2 separate regions of the Homo sapiens genome follow, and region 1 is linked to region 2. The links are chromatin contacts, found by Hi-C in ENCODE. All regions are on one chromosome and are shown on one strand. The core of a region is the stretch at or near the end of the contact, and the rest is flanking DNA. Distances in the headings are between cores, read along the strand shown. Region 1 holds the start of LINC02743 (long intergenic non-protein coding RNA 2743). Region 2 has its middle 110 kb from the start of LINC02743.

Evidence for each region. Hi-C counts contacts between places; a loop is a spot of excess contacts on that map. Pooled maps may share reads with other maps.
Region 1: a loop to region 2 is called in a map of heart right ventricle, with 2.7 times the contacts of the local background. The contact joins the promoter of LINC02743 here to the enhancer-like site in region 2. A Hi-C loop is called at or near these places in 5 of 168 maps with a recorded cell type or tissue (Right ventricle myocardium inferior, dorsolateral prefrontal cortex, heart left ventricle and 2 more) and 7 of 50 pooled maps.

What each region holds. Positions count from the first base shown.
Region 1 is chr11:133,808,244-133,811,706 of GRCh38, forward strand. It overlaps LINC02743 (long intergenic non-protein coding RNA 2743), which reads right to left and starts at 2,133. Exons shown (of 3, transcript NR_120444.1): 1 at 2,106-2,133; 2 at 1,834-1,926. RefSeq lists enhancers at 1-556, 557-1,223, 1,224-1,890.
Region 2 is chr11:133,695,701-133,699,306 of GRCh38, forward strand. No RefSeq gene overlaps it. Among named protein-coding and RNA genes, the nearest start is that of LINC02743, 110 kb to the right of the region's middle. Within about 2 kb of position 1,716, at least 3 of the 41 ENCODE cell types and tissues checked have a DNase peak (open chromatin) inside an H3K27ac peak, as active enhancers do; they include heart right ventricle, where a contact is called at or near this core.

The DNA.
Region 1 (3,463 bases), core at 883-3,382, 110 kb after region 2:
AAACTCAACGAACATATGAGAGCCAGATGGAAAAGTAGCCTCATACAGAGGATGGGGGTGGGGACAGTTATAGAGCTTGTGAGGAGACTGCTGACGTGCAAGATGAAAGAAGCCAAATGTGACCCTGAAGCTGGCCATGGGGGCAGCTGGCCCTGATCAGAACTCACCTTCTCCACCCCCCAATCACTTAGAGGCTTCTCTTCTGGAGCTCTCCTCTCAATAAATGGCAGCATTATTCATCCACTAGCCAGAACCCCAGGCATCATCCCTCTCCCTTTCCTCTCGTCCACCCTACAGCGACATCCTGTGGCTTCTACCCCCGCTGAAGGCTTCTCCGTTTTTGCCGCATCTTTCCGTTTGTCACTGCCGCCTCTCACCTATTTCAACCTTCATTTCCCTCTCACCTGGTCTTCTGAAAGAGCTATTCCCAACTCAGGTGGAAGAATCCTTAAACACCACCAACCCAATTTGTGTTCACCCATCATCACTGCATCTCCACAGGGGTCAGCCAGTGGGAGGAGCACTGGCCAGAGACTGGCCAGGAAAGCCGCAGCGATCCTTGCATTAGCGTTGGGGAGAGACGGCCATTAAAAAAATAAACATGAAAAAGAGTTTTATTGTAAGTTGGGTAAGTGCTCTGCAGGAAAAGCTCTGTGTACTTCGAGATTGCTTAATCAGGGAAACACAATTTCAATGGAAGCAGTCAGAAAAGACCTCTCTGAAGAGTGACTTTTGACCTGATGGAGTCATGGTTTCCTCCTTAAAGCCTTTCATCACTTCCCCTTTCTGAAGATAAAGATAATCCAGGGCAAAGCCAGATGTAATTGGCTTCTGCTTCCCTTCCTGTCTAAATCCGTCTTCACTTTCTCCCCAGCTTTTCCCTCTCCAGCCACCCTGCTCTCTGTTCCCTGAAGATGTCACTGAGGAAACACCTTCTTGTCCCATTTCCCCCAGCCAATCCTCATCAGGTATGAATTAACATCACTTGCTCTAAGAAGCCATCCCGGAGCACCCTGAGGAGGATCCCCTGAGTGTGGTGTCATGTATATTGATCCTTCCTTATACCAAACGCTCTTGTAACCACCTCCTCAAAACCTGTTAAAACTCTCAACTCCGTATTTGTAGAGGAATGTCAGTCTTTTTTCTTAGTATAGCCCCAGGGCCTGGCTTATTAAAGGTACTTAACATGTAACTGCTACATAATCAAAGAAATAAATGAATTACTTCACTGACGTGGCTTTGTAAAGACCCAGAACCTCAGAATTAGAAAGGACCTCAGAAGTCATGTGCTCTTCCTCCCACCAAGTCAGACATGGCAGATATATCACAGTCTCTCCAAGCCTTGCACCTGTCTCCCTCGCTCAGCCACAAGCTCTTCACAGGCAGGGACAGCAGCTGATTCATCTTGGTATCTTCCTCCTCCACAGAATTATGAACCAGAGAGCTCCAAAAGGATCATGATCTCCACCCACAGGCTAGAAACTATGTGGGACGAAGCCAGCAAGTGACTTCCTAAAGGGATTTCAGCAGAGCTAACTGTGAATAGCCCCATCCAGACTCCTCCTGCTGAATTTCCTCATCTGCTTCGTTTCACGGACGCTCACTCCAAACTCGCGGCCGCCCTGCCCCGCCTGTCATCCCATAGTACCCAAGATTCCCACTTTACAGCATTCCATTTTCTTCCAAGAATTCCCCTCCAGGCATCACACTGTGCCCCTCCTGCTGGCCAAATGCCTAGAGACGCCCTGGCTTCTCCTCGGCACTGTGATCTGTTATAGGGAATTAACAAGGAGCCAAAGACTAGCACACGTGCACTCGCGCGCACACACTCACCTCAGGGAGCTCCAGAAACGGCGTTTTCTTCATTTCCCCGTCTTTGGGGCGGCCTCCAGCTTTAAGTCCTCCACTTTTGGCAGCAGCCTTTCCCTTTGGGAGAAAGACAAGCAACTTTAGAGTGATATGGAAATCTCCCCCTAAACATTTGCAAGCCTTGCAGGACTTGGAGCTGGTCCCAAAGCAAATTCAATCAGCCCTTTCTTCCCCCGACACTTGCTGCCTCCAGCTGAGCCCCATCTCATACAGTGAAGCCCAGTGAATGGGTGCACCTGATAAGTCCCGAGAGGCCCCAGCCCCACACCAAGAAAAAGAGCGAGAAAGCCACCACGAGAAAGGAGGAGTGGGGAGGGAAGGAAATGGGGCCAGGCCTGGGACAGCTGCCATACTGAGCCTGCTTTTGACAAAGGCCTCTTCCTGCACTGAGAAGGACCTTCAGCTAAAACATGAATTTACACGGCAAGGAAGTGATCCTGCTGGCCTGTGGGCCCAGTTCCTGAGCTTTTAAAGACTGAAAATGTTCAGCTTTTCAGTGTTTGACTCAGAAAGCCCTAAATCCCTCTGCCTTCTCAGATTAATAAATGATATTTGCAACTGGATACTGTGATACTGGTACTTCTCCCATCTCTTATCCATAAAAACCTAATTGTAAAACATTCACTGAATTCGATCCTCTAATGAGACAATGAAATTTCAAAGGATCCATAAAGACAGGCAGACGAAAGCCTTCAGTACACAGTCCTATGTGCTCTGAAAATATAACAGTACGTGTGTAATTGTGTCTTCCCGAGCAGTAGGAGAATGGGTGGGGCACTGGGAGTAGGAGAGGCAGAAGGACAGGAGACTGACCTAATGAACATAAGGTTGAATGTTGAACCCTAATTCCGCAGGGCAGCCACCCACGACAAAATCCAAGGTGTTGTCCTAATCCTTCTTCATATTGATGGTTAAGCAATATCTTTTCCAGCTGTCACATAAACTCCCTGACTGCCGTCAGTACACGCTAACCCAGGATTTCCCTAGCAAAGCTCCCACCAAATCCCATTACATCAAAATAAGTATCAACATATTCAGAGGATTTGTACACCCTTAAGTGAGGTCTCTCACCTCACACTGTCACAGTCTAGGCATCTAAAAAGAGTGAATCCAAGGGGAATTGAAAAACCGGATGATGAAACACCTCCCACGGTGCAGGGTTAGAACGCTATCTGCAGCCTTCAAGCAGCAACAAAGTGTTTTGTTGTGTTGAGTTCTGTTGTGCTTTTTGGTTGACTCAGGCCTGTGTGAGAGAAACGAAACATGAGCCTTGAAGCCAGTCATGAGTTTTACTCCAGACTCTGCTATTTTGTGACGTTAAACGTAGCACTTAACTTCTTAGCACCTTGGTTCTCTGGGATGGAAATAGGGGTAGGAGTGGAATAATACTTCTTTTGGTTTATAGGTTTTTAGGCTCGTAATTGTTATTATCAATGACATTTGTGTTTTGGGAGAGCTGCTGTATTCTCCACAACGTCCCTGTGATAGGCAGAAGATCTGAAAAGCCTGCCCTGCGCAGGTGAGGCAGTGCATCACTAGGACCTACACAGGTACAAGACCCAGAAAGCCGTATTTGCTGATCCTGACTGGTAAG
Region 2 (3,606 bases), core at 466-2,965:
TGAGTAAAGCAGATGGCCCTCCCCACTGTGGGTGGGCCTCATCCAACCCGTTGAAGGTCTGAACAGAAAAGGTTAACCTGCCCCCAAACAAGAGTAGACTCTCAATGCAACTGCCTTCATCTGGGACACTGGCCTGTTCCTGCCTTCAGACTCAAACTGGAATCTTAGCTCTTCTTGGGTTTTGAGCCTGCTGGTCTCCAGCTTGCTGACTGCAGCCTTCATAAGCCAAATCCTTCTAATAAATACACACACATACACATAAATGTCTGGGATATATACATGTCAGAGAAGATGGCTGAAAACCCCTGCTGGAAACCATTCCCCACCACATCCTTATAGGCCTTAAAAATAGTAGAGATGATCTCATGTGGTTAGTCGTAAAACTCTGGAAAGTAACTTTGGAGAACCCGGTGTTGATCAGACCTTTACTGAGGCCATGCACCACATGTGCAGAGCCATGGCTTATGCCTGGGACTTGGAGAGTTTAGGAGGAAAGCCACCGCTACCATGAGAGTATAAAAAGGAGGTCAAAAGATGAGAGCAAATGAATGAGTTTAACTGGGGATCAGAGCATGGAGGCAGATGTGCAGAGTTAAAGCCTATGGAGGATGATTATCTGAAGCACTCTTCTACCATGGGAGCAAAGGCAGGGGTCGGGGGCTAGTTTCAAGTGAAGGAGATGAGAAGCAAGTTATGGACATTAGGAGGACTTTGTTGGGTGGACTTGTAAGAGAAAATGGTCTAAAAATTACCCAGAGTCCCACAACCCAACATTTTGGTGCATATGCTTCCAAAGTTTTCTCTAAGCTCAAACAGCTCCCCCATCCCCGCCATACTTCACACAGTTTTATATCCTATTTCTTTCACTTACAAAAACATCGTGGACATTTTTCTAAACCATCAACTGTTCTGTGCACCATGATTTTGGGGTAGATAACTGTCATTCTATCATACAGATGTATCACAATTTATTTAACAATTTCCTACTTGTGGGCTTTTCTGTTCTTTCCAATATTTCACTAAAGAACACTATGATGAATGGCCTCATACTCAAATTAATTTTTACAACTTTGATTGTTTTCTTACAACAAATTCTCAGACGTGGAATTGCTGACTTGAAAGTTGTGCACTTATTTAAGCACTGTGAAAACTATCGCTACATTCCTCTGTAAACACACCATTCCTACCATCACTAGCAATGAGGAAAAGCACTGAATTTGCAATGCTTTCACCAACATTTACCTTTGGTGAATTAATTCTGAGTAGGAGAATATCATAGAGGATTTTGTGAACGGAGCTGGTCCTTGAGGGAATGGCAAGATTTCAATCATCACGGAAGTTGAGGAGGGACACTTCAAGGCAAGAAACTTAGCACAGCTGCTTGGATACCGATGCTGTTTTTGGAGAATTCGAAAGTCTAAGTGTACTGAACTGTGTTGGCCCTGGGAACACAGAGGGGGAATAGACAGAAAAGGCAAGCTAGGACGGAACCATAGAGGGCCTTGAATGACATTCTAAGGCGTTTATATTTTATTCTACAGCAATTCTAAGCCATTAGCAGCTTCTGAGCAGGGAAGCAATGTGTTTTTCATGCTATCTTGAGGATGCCAAGAACCTGCCAGAAGGTTGTGAAGTGGCAGGATTGGGTTTCATAGTTTTGACAGTAACCAGGAGACATGTCTATTTTTCCCCCTCTGGTGTGACGTTGAGGTTGGAGCACTTCACTGGTGTTCCAATATGCTTCCTATTAAAAGGACAAAACCCCAGCCAAACAAATCGAAAGGGGTGAGAGAAGAACAAATGTATGCAGACCAGGCAGAACAGAATGCAGCCGGGCCTGCAAGTAACATTTGATAATTTATCTTAGTCCTTATTTCGCTCATCAATATTTTATGTCACCAGGAAACTCCAGCTTCATTTTCTGGTAATGAATTTATCATGAGACTAAGAGCAAGTTGCTGAAACAGATGCCTGGGGAAGCCGGGGAGAAGGAAGGCAGCTCCGAGCCTCCGTCTGCTGACTCTGCCACCCTGCAGGGCAGAGGTGATACCAGGCCAAGAGAGAGCACCCTGGCCCTGGGAGTGGGGCCCACATTCACTGTGTAGGTAACTGATTCTCCAAATAAACCCTCTTCAGAAAATGCCTTCCCTCCCTGGAATGCTGAGCTGTCAGGGAAGGTAAGTCAACACCACTGAGTAATCACCCCATCGCTCCCTGGGCAAAGAGCCCTGTCATTGAACTGAGGGGAAACACAATATTGAGATATAAGCCCTGGTTCTCACAGAATCTGCCATCTTTTTCTGCATCCTAGCAGCATGATAGAGTGCTTGGAATGTGGCAGGCACTCAAACTGCCTTCTGGGGTAGGTGAGTAACTGCCAAAGGCCACCCCTTGAGCATTCTGGTGCCTAATTTCCACTCTAACTTTGACTTCCTGTGTGACTAGGGTAAGTCACTCAATACAGTCTAGCTTCAGAAACCTTATTTCGCAAAAAGGAAAAAAAATAATTACAACAGCAGCAGACATTTCCATAGCACTTATGATGGGTACTTCCGAAGTTATATATATTCAATGAATTTTCCCAACAATAAGATACTAGTATTACTTGTATTATGCAGATGAGGAAATGTATGCCTAGATAGGTCTAAGACCTGGCCCAAGGTCAAGGGCAGGTTTTGAATCCAGGCTTCTGGTCTTCATCCCCACCCTATGCCATCTTGTGTCACCTGTGTCAGGTAGAGCTCCTCTTGTTGCAAGTGATCAAAAAAAAACAAACTTTTTTTTCACCCAACTCAAGCTGGCTGAAGCAATCATCGAATTTATTGGCTTACAGAAAATTCAAGGTACATACATTCCTGGTTCCAAGTAAGGCTTGATTCAAGGCCTCAGATTATGTCCCCAGGACTCCATATCTCACTATCTCAGCTGCAGTTCCTGTAGTGGGGGCTCCATTCTCAGACAGGCTCCCCTGTATGGATTCAAGATGGTGGCACCTATTCCACATCCTGCATTCTCGTGGCATTTAATTGGTGAGAAAAAGCAAACCTCCTTTCCAGTATGCCTGGCAAAAGTCTCATGGTATCTCATGGGCTCAGATCAGGCCCTGTGGCTCCCCATCCAGTCTAGCTGCCAAAGGAATGTGATGTGGTGATTGCAGGAGGTGTCAGTGGCATGCTTAGCCACTCTGAATGCCCAGGCTCATTTAGGGGAAGAGGTAAGCTCTACAGAGGGAGAGCAGAATACAGTTGTCAAAGAACAGGCAATGCATATCAGGTGGCAAATGCAATAGATATCTACTCTACACTCCTTGTACTCCAAGAAAAATATTGAAATGCTGATGGAAAGACATCAGTTGAAGGGTCTCCCTTAAAAGAAAGATGAACTTTCAGCTCAACTCTGCCAAAAAGGTAGAGACCATCAGTCAGTCAAAAAGCTTCTACATCATCTGGCATTTCCTCCTCCTCCCTCTTCTCCAGACCATCTGGAACATTCTCTGCTCCTCAAACACACCAACAGCCTCTGGCCTCAGGCCTTCGAAGCTCCTGTCCCCTCTGTCTACAATGCTGGTCACATGGAGATCTATGTGCCCGTCTTCCTCATGATATT